Regions from separate parts of the Mus musculus genome. Here region 1 is linked to region 2. Evidence: chromatin loops called from intact Hi-C (ENCODE). Cell type or tissue: heart. All regions are shown on one strand. Links, peaks and the distances in the headings refer to the core of each region. The heading gives the core; the rest is flanking DNA. Region 1 overlaps Kcnd3 (potassium voltage-gated channel, Shal-related family, member 3). Region 2 overlaps Kcnd3 (potassium voltage-gated channel, Shal-related family, member 3).

Region 1 (2,909 bases), core at 256-2,755, 68 kb before region 2:
CTGTGAGCCCCTGTCTAGGGACTTGCTTGGGGAAGGTATGCCAGCTTCAGGACAAAGAGTGCCACGGCCTTCCATCTTCCTTCTTGCCCAATCAAGGCCAGACTCTGTGACAATGACCCATTGACAAGCACCTGCCTCCATATTTTTTAGCAGCCATCTGCCCATTCATGGTGACATGTGTACTTTGTAGCCTGGTCCAGAGAAGAGCAGCAGCTTGCTGAACACGGCCCATAAACCCCAGCCCAGCAGCCATGCTAGCTCAGACAGATACATCACATCCACCAAGATAAACAGTCCTGATCTGAAGAGGTCCTAGTGAAGAGCTGACCTCCCTCTCTGCCCTGCAGGCACAGCCAGAGAAAAGTTGTACGTCAGCAAAGCTGCTGTCAGTGAGTGACAGGACACTGGGCTGCAATGCCCACCTTGGGAGAACCGGGGAGCTTCTGTCGTCTGGGGCCCCACCTCAGCCAAGCCAGGATCTGCCTGCATTTTGTTCTCTTCCCTCTCCTGGTGCTCACTGTCTCGTTGCCTTTCTCCTTTGCAGTGCCCCCTTCTTGCCACACTCTTAGGAAGAGCTTCCTGCTTCCTCGTCTTTGGTTTCTCTGCATCTGTGTCTCCACTAAGTTTCTCTTCACACTCACTGTGTGTCCATTTGCCTGCCCCCCCCCCACACACACACATACCCCATCTCTCATCTCTGCCTTTCACCCCCTATCCAATTCTCTTTTTACAATCCCTCTCTTTCCATTTCCCTTCCTATTTCGCTCCTTCCTCTCCTGTTTTTACCCTACCAGCCCTGCTCTGGTTTCTTGGCCTCTGACCTGTGAGAACAATGCTCCAGGTCCTTTGCCACGTGTCTGGAGAGGCCTGTACTTCTTCCCTCCAGTCCCACAGGTAGCTCTCTGTCCATGACCCTGGTCTCTGAGCAGGGGGCAGCCCTCTGTCCATCCCTGCCCTCCTAGCTCCTTGTTCTTTCTGTAGTGAGTTCAGGAAATACTCTTATGCACTCAATCAAAATGACCTTGACCTGGACTCACTCTGTTGACTTTTCTGGTGGCCTGTGGTCTCTTCAATGGGGTGGAGCTTTCCCTCTTCTGTCAAAGCTGACCTGTACTTGGGTCCACAATGCAACTTCCCAAGTCCCTGCATAAATCATTTTCCAAGAGCCTATCTAGAGGGCGCCTTCTGCATCCTGGCTGAGCCTGAGCTTCCCCAGACACTCCAGAGCAGTTCCTTCTTGCATGTAAGCCCTGGCTGACATCTTTCCTTTTACAGCAAGAGTATCAGGCCACTCTGTAAGGTTTGGCTTTATCTGCTCCTGTTCAGTCAGTATTGCATCTGGCTTGTGTGTTGCCTCTTCCTTCTGCAAAGCCTTGAATTTCTACAGTCCCTCAATGGAGGAATAAAGGTGTCTTAGTTGCTCTTAACTGTTGGAGTTTGATCAGCTTAGGAATATCATTGCTTGTGGGCAGCTGAGCGGGGCTGTCAAGACCCCTAGATAAGGCCAAGAATCGTCACTTCTTTCCCCTCCTCTTCCTGATTCATCGTTCTCTATATGACCACCAATTTTGTTGGCCTTCCCCCTTCCACCTCTGAAGACATGTCTCCCATCCTTTCATGCTCCCACCCTGCCGACGTGATATTTCCTTACAAGGATATTGGTGAGTTAAATGGGAATGTATTGATGAAGGGTCCTTGGAAACTGGAGAGAATAGTGTGTAGCAGTTGCTATATGGGATAGCAGGAGATACGCTCACACACAGACACATGCATGAACGCACACATTTTGTACCTTTTCCATCTTAACTAAGCACTGAGGCTGTTACTTCTGCAGCTTGAGGTGCGATTGTAAGACTGGCTCACTTAGGTTCTCCACAACTTCACAGATGGAAAATTTGTTCTCACCATTGATCTTAACAATCTCAGTGTACAATTCTTTTCTTTCCTTATTAAAGAAAGAACTTTTAACTTGAAGAAAGCACTTTGCAGCTACTCTTCGACATATTTGAACTGTTGGCCTTATTAATTTTACACTTGTATATTGTGAGTTCCTGAAGCCCAACCATGGCGGCATCAGTTCTCTGTAGTAACTGAAAAGCCACTGACTGAGTAACGGGAAGGTAGCAAGCACACTGTACGGATACACTTCACAAGGGCATGACTGGTATCCTGGGAAGAATTAGAATGATGGGCTGGCTAGTTTTATGTCAGTCTGACTCAACTAGAGTCATCTGAAAGGAAGAAACCTCAATGGAGGCTCCATAAGATCCTGTTGTAAGGCATCTTTTAAATTAATGATTGCTGTGGGAAGACTCAGCTCATTGCAGGTGGTGCCATCCTTGGACTGGTGGACCTGGGTTCTATAAGAAAGCAGGCTAGGAGGCCAGTAAGCAGCACCTCTCTATGGCCTCTCGGTCAGCCCCTGCCTCCAGGTTCCTGCATTGTTCCTGTCCTGACTTCTTTCAATGATGAACAGTGATGTGGATGGCTAAGTCAAATCTACCCTTTCTTCCCCCAGGTTGCTTTTGATCATGGCATTATATCACAGCAGTAGAAGCCCCAACTAAAGACAAGTGGGTTGGTGGGAGGCTTCATCATCTATTCAGAATGATGTGCAGTTTTAAATTGGTGGATTATTTATTTCTAGAATAGTCCATGTATATTTTTAAGTCAAGATTGACTATAGCTAACTAAAGTCACAGAACACAAGACAAGGGGTACAAAGAGATAACACGGTGGCTTAAATGTGCTGTCATAAGCCAACCGTCTAGGATTGGGTAGTGTCTCAAATTGGCTTACTCTTCACTGATGTGCTACTGATCTGAGCTCAAAACACGTAACTATGAGCTTGCTTTCACTTCTGGCTCTCTCACACACGCCTGGAGCTTAGCTTTCTAGAAGGCTCTGCA
Region 2 (2,909 bases), core at 96-2,595:
AACTCCCTAAACCAAACCTAAAGGCCTGGCGTCAGTGTCTCTGTGTGTCTATGTCAAGTAGCAGGAGTGTGTGCATGCACAGGAAAACACGGGCATGGGAGCAGACACAGACCTGGACCTGGAAGCCCAGATGGGGTTATGACAGTTCCTTGGTAACGGTCTCAAAGGAAGCATAGCTTACAAGGAATGAGAGGCTCTAAACGGGAGGTTCTAGTGATTGAAAAACCACATCGAATTTCAACAAAGTAAAAGGGCCATCTACACAAATCAAAACGGCTACCTGGGAAGTTTCTGAGTAACCTTATGTTTTCAAAGTGAACTGGGAAAATATATTTACATCAAATCCTGGGAAATGATTAATATCTTTAATATGTAAAGAATGCATACAAACCAACAATAAAACCTCTAAGGCATAATATAAGAGCTAGACGCGGAAGAGAGATCACTCACTCGAGAAGAAATAGCCATGGCTTCCCAGAAGATGGACTATGTTCAGGCTTCCCAGTCAAAATGAAAATTCAAACAACTAAATAGTGATGGTTTCTTCTTATAAATTAGCAGTAGTTTCAAATTTGATTTGTTTAATGAGTACCTGACGCTGTTAAGAGTGAAGCATTCAGAGACTGCAGATGGGCAGTCGCTTCTTGGATTTCTCCTGAGGACCTGCTGGTAGTTCAGGAATACTGCTATTAGTAATGTTGTTTGTACAAGAAAATTAGAAAGAACCCAAAGGCAACCATGTCACAGAACCCAAAGGCAACCATGATGCTACCATGTAATGCTGGAGGGAATGGCACTGACAACGGTCTCCTAGGTGGTGGAACAATGTTGGTTTGTGTAGTTCTTTCTGTATTTCTTCTTGGCGATCTTTTTTTTTTTTTTCAGTGAGTATGCATTACTGTTATAGGGAAATAAAATACTTAAAAACACTGGAGGGGCTGGAGAGGCGTCTCAGCGGTTAAGAGCACGGTCCAGAGTTCAATTCCTAGCAACCACATGGTGGCTCACAACCATCTGTAATGGGATCCGACGCCCTCTTCTGGTGTGTCTGAAGACAGCTGCAGTGTACTCGTATACATACATAAATAAATAAATCTTTTAAAATCCAGAGGACTCACAAATGGCAGACAAGGGGAGCGCTGTGGTCTGATGTCAAGCAGGACTGTGCCATCATTCACATGAGGAATCTACCACGGCTTCTCCCCAGAAGTGGGAACAAGACAGGGATGGGTGCTTCCCAGGAAATCTGTGTGGAGATTCATGGAAGTCTAAGCACCCTGGGCCACCGCCGTCGGCCATTGTGCTGGAAGGTGAGAAAACTCTTGAAGCCCAGACTCGGGTACCAAGAGCCCTGCTGTTGAAAACAGCAGTAACCACCTGAATGGCCCTGCTGCTGGCCCTGTTGCTGGCCCTGTTGCTGGCTGAACTGTGGACCCTGGGACTCCAGCTGACTTACATGATGTTGGAAGCAATCGACTTGTGATGATGATTTGAATAAGCATGGAATTGGTTTTTGACGTTTTTTTTCCTCTCCTTGTCTGCCTTCCAGTCTTTCTGATGAGCCCAAAGACAAAGTCTTAATCTGACGCCCTGTGTCTAACTCCTCTCTAACCTTCTGTTCTGTCCCTTCCTAACGAGGGAGAGGAATAGACAAAGGGTGCTTAGCACTGAGCAGGGCCCGGGCCTCAGACACTTGGAACTCAAAGATCAGGGAGGCAAGTGGCTGGTGCGCTGTGAGCCACACACCTGGCCTAGTCCAGACCATGCCTGTTTGTCCTGCTCCAGCCAAGGCTGTGCTCCAGCTCTAGCCTCCTAAGCTCTCCCTCCCCCCCAGGTCAGCACTTGTGCACCTCCCTCCAGGCCAGTGCTCAGCTCTGTCTCAGTTCCTTCCAGTCATCGTTATTTCTTGTTGGGTTTGTTGTTTATGGTTGTTTGGGCTTTTTCCCTGGCCTTCGAGAGGGCATGAGAGCATGCTATCAGCATAACTAAAAATGTTTTTCGTTTGCCTCTGCACTTTTCCCAAGTCTCAGCTTTTCCTAAAAAGCCAGCATCTTCGGCATCCTTCCCTGGGGGCTTCCAAAGCAAGCAGGTTTTTTTTTTCTCCCTTAGTTTTTTTTTTTTTTTTTTTTTCCGATGTGAAGTTGTCAGAGCCCCCAGTGTAGCCACGTTAGTGCCTTCAGATGCCTCTGACTGAGGTCATTTGTGCTTGTGTCCTCAGAATTTCCCCTAATAGTCTGCGGTCTGAGCTCATCCCTCATCTCAGCCGGGGCTGCTGACTAGCTGGGGACAAGCCACTCAACCATGCTGAGTAACTGCAGGCCTGCCCTACTTAGCTCGAAGGCTTACAGTGAGGACCACATGAGCAGTAGTCAAAAAAAATCACTTTACCCCACAATGAAACGTGTTATTCAGCTCTCTTTGGTTTTTGGTTTGTTGTTGTTGTTGTTTCTTTTTCTTTTTACTTTTCCCGTCCAAGGAGAACGCTCTTCAGATTGGGATGGCCAGAGCTGGCATCACCAGAGAGAGAGCAACTCAAAATAGAAGCAAAGATAGACACTAAAACGTGCCTTTTAAAGAGCTCAGCTCCTAGGTGCTTTGGAGCCGGAGCCAGTGTGCAAGGCTGTGATGTAATCATTGGGCTGTATTTTGTTTGGGGCCTGAGTAGTCTCAATGGAAAGAAACCAGGAGGGGTGGTGGGGGTTGCTGTCACTCCATAAGAGCCTATGGAAATTAGAAAAGTCCCAGAAGATGGCACACACACCACTGATGGCTTGCCAGGATTCAGCCAGGGGCCTCCCCAGACTCAACACAGCCTTCACAGCCCCAGAACACACCACAGGACCCACCCTTCAAGAAAGCTTACCATTGCAAACCAGAAAGGGGCATGTGTTTTGCTTCAGATTGGTCTC

Evidence for each region. Peaks named below come from ENCODE experiments on the same cell type or tissue, not always from the same donor. Only the 100,000 strongest peaks of a DNase experiment are listed, where the experiment ranks them.
Region 1: it touches region 2 in a loop (8-fold over the local background); 2 of 42 quality-filtered maps call a loop at or near these places.

The regions. Positions count from the first base shown.
Region 1 is chr3:105,551,304-105,554,212 of GRCm38, forward strand. All of the region lies in intron 2 of Kcnd3 (potassium voltage-gated channel, Shal-related family, member 3), which reads left to right. Among named protein-coding and RNA genes, the nearest start is that of Kcnd3os, 100 kb to the left of the region's middle. In heart, for the core only: no CTCF peak of the experiment used is centred there; no DNase peak of the experiment used is centred there.
Region 2 is chr3:105,619,063-105,621,971 of GRCm38, forward strand. All of the region lies in intron 2 of Kcnd3 (potassium voltage-gated channel, Shal-related family, member 3), which reads left to right. Among named protein-coding and RNA genes, the nearest start is that of Ddx20, 67 kb to the right of the region's middle. In heart, for the core only: no CTCF peak of the experiment used is centred there; no DNase peak of the experiment used is centred there; H3K27ac peaks cover 253 bases.